Regions from separate parts of the Homo sapiens genome. Here region 2 is linked to region 1. The links are chromatin contacts, found by Hi-C or POLR2A ChIA-PET in ENCODE. All regions are on one chromosome and are shown on one strand. Each heading gives the region's core, a stretch centred on a gene start or an enhancer-like site at or near the end of the contact. The rest is flanking DNA. Distances are from core to core; before and after follow the strand shown.

Region 1 (4,218 bases), core at 535-3,034:
TTAGGCCTCATTTGGAGGATGATGGTGGATGAGGGGGCACAGGGATGGGACAAGCCACAGAACAACTTGCCATCTTCTAGTGAACAGCAGGAGCAGAGACAAAGCCTCCTCCAACTCTGACACTTTGTTTCCAGGCCACCAACCCTATCTCAAGGTTAGCTCATAGTTAGAGGCAGCCACAAGCCCAGCCAATCATCCTGCTTTGAAGAACCATCTACAATTTTTTGAAGAGATAATAATGTGGCCTTTGTCTTTCTCCTCCTCTCATTCTCACTTTCCCTGTCCTCTAGTCCTTTATGTGGTCATTTTCTGGCCCTTCTCCAAAAAGGAAAAAAAAGGGCACCACCAAGCTAGGCTGAAGAGATGATTGAGGCAGACCTGTTCCTCTTGTGAGCTGGCTGCTCCATGGGGCCTGGTAGTGAGGCCAAGACAGCAGATGGGAGTCCCTCTGCCTCCTCCTTCCTCGAGGAAAGGTTTACAAAGCTTACTCCCTCCCAAGTGTCTTGGGTGTACCCACTGCAGGAGCTAATGAAAGTGGATGTGATCCCATCCACCACCTGGATACCGGTACAGGCCCTAAGTGGGCAGACACACACCATGCTGGTAAGGGTGCCATTTGTCCAAAGCAGGCAGATGGATTCAGCAGCTGCCTAGGTCACCTGCCAGGTCTGGACTGGGCCAGGGGCTTTTGGCACCAGCTTCAACAACTTGGACCCTTTCTCAGGACTCTGAGCCAAGGAAAGTTCTCCAGAAACTGAGAAGCCCATCCCATCCTCTTCCCCAAGCTTGACACTAGGAGAAAACTTTCAGTCAAATATTTCTGTCATGACAAAGACCTCCAAAGGTCATCTTATCCATCCCCCAGGCTCCAGACTAGAAAATTTTTCTTTCAACCTGGTTAGTCAACCCTTTCCTGCCATGCTTATGCATTCTGGTCTCAAAGAAGGCACCGTGAGTCCCTGTGCTCCAGTGGTATTTGTTTTGGATGCTGGGAGCCATGTATGCCGGCTTCTAAGAGCGGAATGGGGATCCTCCGGGGAAGGTGAGAATGGAGTCACGTGGCAGAGCCAGCAGGGCAGGGGGCACCCGGGGGCCCAGTGCCTCTCTCCTGCTAAGGATTGACTGCCTCTGCCTTTCTGGCCGCCTGCCTGCATCTCAGTTTCTAAGCAGAGCCTGGAGCCTGGCCTAGGGAGCAATGCGAGTCCCAGCCCAAGGCCTTCTGAGAGCAGCAGAGCGGAGCAGCCCCAATCAGCCTTTGGCTGCCTTGCTTCCTGCAGGTGGAAAAATCATCCTATTTATCCCCAAATGGATTTGTCGACTTGAACAACAAACAGACACAGAAACACACATGGAGTCATAGACATATGTGCAAAAATGGATCCAGAGATGCACATACAGTCTTTATGTCTGCCTCTCTCTCTCTGCCTCTGCCTCTCTGTCTCTATGACTTTGTCTCTGTGTCTCTGCCTTTGTCTGTCTCTGTCTCTCTTTCTTTCCCTCTCCCTCTTTCAACTCTTTCTCTCACTCACCCTTTCCCAAGGCCCCTCCTGCCTGCATTACAGCATTTATCAAAGTGGCCTGACCTCATGTTGTAAAAATATACAGCATGGAACAAAATCCACCTTAAACTCTCTTCTAAATATATTAAAATAATAGGAATTCTCATCTGCCTGATTGAATTTGCTGCTTGATATTAGAAGCATGCCAGGCCCTTCCGGGCCCAGTCAGGGGCAGGGAGGGGCTGGGATTCCCTGCCTGACTCCTCTCTCTTGGCCAACAGCTCTGCTCCTTTGGGTGGGCGGGGCCAGAGTGAAGGAGTTGGAGCTGTGTTCTGGCCAAGAGACCTTGGGCGGCCACCTCAGCCAACAGCCAGCAGCTAGCACAATCCACTGAGCACGTGCAGACAAACACTGTGATTTCTCTGGCCCACACAGCACCCCATCTTGGTCTGGAAGCTGGGAGCCCCTGCCCCTGCTCCCATCTGCACCAGTGCTCACAAGCCGTCCTGGAGGGACTCCCGGGTTTCGCTAACGGCCACATCTGTGGCCCATGGGACCAGAAGCTTCTTGAAGGCAGGGACCATATGTTGCTCTTTTCTGTATCACCAGGATCTAAAATGTCCTGGTACAAATAAAAGCTTAGGGGAAACATTTGTTGAATAAGCAGATTAATTCATTTATTCATTCAACTTATATTTATTGAATACTTAGTAAGGGCCCAGTGCTGATCTAAGCACTGGGAACACAGCAAAAAAAACAAATAGATGTCAAATCCTGCCTTCATGCAGCTTTTATTCTAATGAATAAATAAACTGGCCCACTCAGCCCACAAGAAAAGATAACCACCACCCTGGGTCATGCTTCCCCTCCAGGTCTCTTGCTCCTTCATGGAGCAAACCATCCAACGTGCAAAATCTTATACTCTGCTTTTCAGAGGTACAGCAGATGCCTCATCATGGCTTGCTCAGGACTTGGATACCAGCCTACTGGCAATTTAGGGCAACACTGTGCAGGCAGAGGAAAGGATGGGGCAGGGGCCTGGCATGAGACTCCCATACTTGCTTAGGATGGGGGCTGGGGAGTAGGTCTGACTAGCGGTGAAGGGGGCTCCCTGGTGGACAAAGTTTGGTGCCAAAGGGCAGGGGCACAGTCAACAGTGGGCCTTGAGGTTCCAAGAGGAAGTAGTCACAGGATATTAATCAGATGGGGCAATGCTGCTGCAGGGAGTCAGCTACAGTTGGATTTAGCGTCTGGAAGAAGAGCAAGTGTCATGTAGAGAAGGGCCCCAGGGTGGAATGCGGAGAAATGAAAGGTTGGTACAAGTAATGTTGTGCTGGTAAATATTTAACAGCTTGCTCACGGGGAGGGGAAAAAAATCTCTGATTTGTAGTGTTGCCAATTGCCATGGTATAAATACTCCCACAGTGGCTGAATTCAAGCTATGAATATGACATCACTGGATACAGCTTTGTAAAGAGATATGCACATGCAGTTCTCATGAGCCAATGTGAGCCTTGGCCTGGGCTGGGGGTCAGAATCAGAAATTTATTTATTGGAGGGGGACTGGCCAGTAGATGGAGGATGAGTGGTGACTGAGGTTGCTTGTGTCATACGGCCTCTGCCTGCACTGGCTTGGAGATCTGTAGGCTGATTTGACACCTGCAGAGGAAGGAGAATACGAGTGGTTTTGTGTGTGTGTGTGTGTGTGTGTGTGTGTGTGTGTGTGTGTTTGTGTAAGTGACTGGGGGTCATGGAGAAATACTGATAATTTTGATCCTTAAAATGATAGCCAGTCGGGTTCAGTGGCTCACACCTGTATTCCCAGAGCTTTGGGAGGCCAAGGCAGGTGAACCATTTAAGCCCAGGAGTTCAAGACCAGCCTAAGCAACATAGCAAGACACTGTCTCTACAAAAAAATAAAAAAATTAGCCAGATGTGGTGGCATATGCCTGTGGTCCCAGCTATGTGGGAAGATAGCTTGAGCTAAGAAGGTGGAGGCTGCAGTGAGCTGTGTTTGCACCACTTCACTCTAGCCTGGGCAACACAGTGAAACGCCATCTCATTAAAAAAAAAAAAAAAAAAGATAACCCCACTTCTATGTAGTGCTTTTCTGTGCCAGGCCCTGTGTAAGCATTTTGCATGTATTCATTTACTTGACCTCAAAACCACCCTGTGAGGTAGGTTGCTATTATTATCTCAGTTTTACAGATGGGGAAAATGAGGCACAGACAGATTAAGTAACTATCACATGTCACATAGCAGTCTGGCTCCAGTCTGCTTTCAGTCGCTATGTTGCACTGCCTCTTGTCTTACTTCCCTAATGGAATCTTCTTGAAGTAGACCTCTTGCCTGGGCCCGTAGTACCCAACAGGGCTCTCTGGCCTGGCCTGCTGCTCCTAAAATGCTTCCTTCCACCCATTTCTCTAGAACGTTCCTGCCAGCTGGGGCAGCTGCATGTGACCTCTCTGGGCCTGACGCCACCCACACCCCAGCAGACTCAGCTCTCAGCTTTATTCTTTGTGACAGTGAGACCTGGGACGATGATATGTGTGTGTCGAGGTGAGGGGTGGCTAAGCATGGGTGGCCTTTTGGAAGAGGGAGGCAACTCTGTCTGGGAGGAGGAACAGGAAAAGGAAAGAAAATGAGCATGAAACCAGTGGAGGAGGGGTGGAAGCTCCAGTCTTGCGCTTGGCCCACGCTGCTCTCAGCATTGCTGTGA
Region 2 (4,218 bases), core at 764-3,263, 180 kb before region 1:
GGCTGGCCAGCCTCTGCACGCATACCTCAGGGCAGGCCTTCTTCCCTCCCCCACCCAGGCTGCCTGGGCCTTTCCGGCCAGCCTGACAGTTAGCTGTCCTAGCACTGTGTTCAGCCCCCCTGCACACACTAATAGCCATGGCAGTAACATGCTTTCACATGCAAATTGCTATGGAATTCTCAGCCCCTGCCGGTGCCCCAGCCCCCAAGGCCTCCCCCTGGGCAGATTCAGAGAAGAGAATGGAATCTTTCAAGCTGTTAGGGCGTCTAGAGACCTTCGAGTCCAGCCCCCTTGTTGGATGGATGGGAAAACTGAGGCCCAAAGAGGAGAAGAAGGAACTGCTCACAGTCACACAGAGAGTTCACCGGGACTGGCCCTCACCCAGGTCTTCCGACTTCCAGCCCATTGCCTCTTCAAACCGCCACACAGCCTCCTAATCCCTCTCATCCCCCACCCCACCCCCATCATGGGGTATTTACTGTGGACTCTGGGATCCCTCCCCCTGGCACAGATGCTCCTGGGAGACACCCCTCAGTGGGGCCTGGGAGTGTGAAATCCAGAGAAGAAAAGACCAGAGATAGCCATGACTTAGGGGCATTGCCCAGGGAAGGGAGCCATTCTCCTTTGAAACAGGCAAAAGACAGGATTTGCTCACTTCTCTCTCTGCGCTGCCATCCCCTGATACTGGCCAAACCTCCCCCATCCCCCGCCCACCCGGCAGGCCTGCCAAGCTATGCCAAGCCTTCTCCTGGGCCCTAGTCCACCAGATCTTTCCAAGTTTGTGCATCATCACTCTGCTGGAGTGGTCACCAGCAAAGCTTGGGTTCTGGGAGGCCCTGGGAACCCTGGTCCCAGCTAGAGTATGGGAACATTTCCCTTCCCTTCAGTTCAGCTGAAACAAGATGGGAATTTTCTGAAATGAACTTTACAAGGAAACCGAAAGGAAATGAAAATAAACACCAAAAGGGAAAAAGAGACAAGCTTACAGAGCACAGGTGTCTGCTCCCAGCTCAGCTGAGGTCTTACTACAGATGGACCCAAGCTAGAAACTTCCGGGTTATCCTTGAAATCTGCCTTCAGTTCTGCCTCTGAACTGAACTTGACTCTGCCCATTTCTGAGCACCCCTAATACCACCAGCCACTCTGGTTTGTACTACCTTTATCTCTTACCTGGACAATGGCAATAGCCTTCTGACTGGTCTCCCTGCTTCCATTCCACCTCTCTCTCTTGCAAAACAGCAGCCAGGGCCATCTTTCCAAAACTCAATTCTGATCTTGCCCATCGCTGCTTACCTTTCATATTTGTCCATCATTCCCCAACTCTTCAGCATGGCTTTCAGGGTCGTGGGTGATCTGGCCCTTGCCCATCTCCTTAGTCTCTCACCTCTACCCCTCCCCACCACGCACACCTTACACACCAACAACCCAAAGCTACTCCTTGGCACCTGACCAGAACAGGCACCCTTAAGCCTCTGCGCCTTTCTGTATGTGCTCTCATCAGCCAGAAATGCCCGTCCCCTTGCCCGTTGTCTGGCAAACTCCTATTGAGCCTATTATTCACGGACATTTCTGACCCCCAAGCCAGGCCAAGTTGGTGTTCTCTTCTCAGCCCTCACAGCGCTTCTGCTCACACTGCCAGTGTCTGTCTCCCCCAGTAGATTGTGAGCTTCTGGAGGACAGAGCCAGTGTTTCATTTCTGCATCTCACCTGGAATGATGCCCAGCACAGAGTTTAGCACAGAGGCAATATCAATAAACCTTTGAAATGTTTGTCGACTTGAATGGGCTTGGCTGGGCTGGGACAGTCACCCCAGGGCTCTATCCCTGCCCTTCACTGCTCACTTTACCATCCAGCCAATCTGGAGAGTCAACATCTTATTATATTCCCTTACAATAAACGCTAACATTTACTGAGTACTTATTGTGGGCCAGGCACCATGCTCCACACTTCATGTGCATTACTTCATTGACACCTTCTGCTGCAGTGATGTCTCAGAGAGGTCCCTATCTGAGGTAGGACTGTGATTATTTCTGTTTTACAGATGAGGAAATGGAGGCTCAGAGAGGGAAAGTGCCTCGCCCACAGGCACGTGGCTAGGAAGTTGTATGTAAGGACTGGAACTTGAGAAGCCGGAATGCGGAGTCCAAGTACTTAGGTGCTTCACCACACTAGTAAGGCAAAGTGATGGTGGCAGCTTGGAGAAAGAAGGAACCTGGGCCCTTTGGTCTGTACCCCTTGATGCTGGCCACGTGGCTTCAGAGGCTGTCTAGTGTGGTAGTTAACAGCCCAGATTCTGGAGTCAGGCTGCCAGGGTTTACATTCCAGCTTTACCACTTTCTAGTTGTGAATTCTTGAGCCATTTACTTAAACCCCTCCGTGCTTCTGTTTTATTCATCCAAAAGATGACACTGAGAGTAGCAGCCATCTCATGAGACTGTAGTGAGGATTAAGTGAATAAACACACATCCAGCCCTTAGAACAGTGCCCAGCCCTGGTAATTGCTTCGTAAACGCCATTTACTACCCTTTGAGTCCCGAGGCAGCCTTTGGTTCCTTCACTCAGCCTTAGGCAGCCCGAGTCCTCTACGGGCTGGTCACTGCTTAGCCACTTGAATCAGAAGGTTCAGCTGCTAATATTCCCTGGCCTCAGCCCGGGTTGCTATGTCCCCAGTGAGGGTGCAATGGGTGGTGGGCTGCAAGCTCCTCCAGGCCCCAGCCCCAGGGCTTAGCTGTCCTAGGCTTGACTCCTGAAGTCCCAAAGGGAGGAATACCTAGGCTGCTGTGACCCTTACAAGGAGCCTGGAGTCAGGATCAGGAGACTCGCATTTGAGGCCTGACTCTGCCCCTAATAGTCATATGTGCCATGTCTTCTCTTGAGGCCTGGGTATCTTCTTCATCTGTTGAATGTAAATGGGATGATGTAAGCAAAACTGCTTTGTGAAAAAAACACGTATGCTTTGATGTAAGGAGCCACCATTTCCCATCAGAATGTGTGTTCCTTCGGGGCAGTGAACCTGGGCCTCAGTAAAGAGCCAATGAATAATGAATGAGTATTTCTCCCACCCAGAATCCATGCTCCTCCCCAGCCAGACTCTAGCAGCCAGAGATCCAATTCTGAAGCAGGGACACTCACTCTGATAATGGCCTAGAATGCTCTGGGAAAGTCGAGAAGGATGTGTTGCCATGTTTAGGAGAAGCCCATGCACCACAACCTAAGATCCAGAGACTATTTTGTTCCCATCCTCAACAGGTTCACTAGAGTTGCAGGCAGTTTTGAAAGAAGGACAGTGCTACACTAAATGGCCCCTTTCTATACGCTGTTTTGCTGGTGAAGTTTCAGCAGGTACAGCCTGTCTGGGAGCCACTTAAGTAACAATACACATCAAAAACCTAAAAATGTGGAGGCGCTCTGACCCAGCAATTCCAATGTGGATGAAGGCCCTGTGTGAGCAATTTTCATCACAATCTTATGTATTTGCAGTGGTTTTCTAATATAAAAAAAAATGGCTTCAAAAGCCATCTCCTCTGGGTAGTTTTGGGCTTTTGTGATTTTTTTTTTTTTTCAAGATGGGGTCTCATTATGTTGCCCAGGCTGGACTCAAACTCCTGGGCCCAAGTGATCCTCCCACCTCAACCTCCCAAGTAACTGGGACTACAGGCACAGGCCATCACTCCTGGCTATGTCTGGGTAGTTTTCTTAATCTATACACACACACACACACACACACACACACACACGCATGCACGCACACACACGCACACACATATACACAAACACACATGTCCAGTAACAATGAAAAATTTTTGGTGCAGCGTATATTAACTGTCTTCTTTGAAAAACTTTCCTAGTTCCCCTCCTGAGTTATGCATATGTCTTTCTTGACTCCAGCACATTGGATTGCAACCACTGGAGTCTTCAACTCTCAGTAACTCAGTTTCCTCATCTGTAAAATGGGGAAACTGATATTGCCTATGATGTTGGACAGTTGAAAAGATGCCACGAGATAATAAATATAAAGCCCTTAGCAGAGTGCCCGGCAGGTCATAACCACTCAATCAATTTTATTATTGTGATTATTATCTCAATGCAAGACAGTCACAAGTCTGCCTCTATCATTAGTCGGTGATCTCTTCCATGGTAGGGACTAGGCTATGGTTTTTTCTCTCTGAATCTCCAGTGCCCAGTACAAAGCTTGATATATGGTGGGTGCTGAGTGAG

Evidence for each region. A loop is a pair of places that touch in the nucleus more often than their neighbours do. ChIA-PET counts read pairs that join two places held with the same protein, here RNA polymerase II (POLR2A). Pooled maps may share reads with other maps.
Region 2: a loop to region 1 is called in a map of PC-3, with 3 times the contacts of the local background. The contact joins two enhancer-like sites. A Hi-C loop is called at or near these places in 3 of 168 maps with a recorded cell type or tissue (PC-3 and mammary epithelial cell), 1 of 37 single-sample maps with no recorded cell type and 2 of 50 pooled maps. POLR2A ChIA-PET finds 5 or more read pairs at or near these places in 1 of 52 experiments (MCF 10A).

What each region holds. Positions count from the first base shown.
Region 1 is chrX:69,023,332-69,027,549 of GRCh38, forward strand. No RefSeq gene overlaps it. Among named protein-coding and RNA genes, the nearest start is that of PJA1, 140 kb to the right of the region's middle. Within about 2 kb of position 1,785, at least 11 of the 41 ENCODE cell types and tissues checked have a DNase peak (open chromatin) inside an H3K27ac peak, as active enhancers do.
Region 2 is chrX:68,846,623-68,850,840 of GRCh38, forward strand. No RefSeq gene overlaps it. Among named protein-coding and RNA genes, the nearest start is that of EFNB1, 20 kb to the left of the region's middle. RefSeq lists enhancers at 12-512, 4,133-4,218. Within about 2 kb of position 2,014, at least 2 of the 41 ENCODE cell types and tissues checked have a DNase peak (open chromatin) inside an H3K27ac peak, as active enhancers do.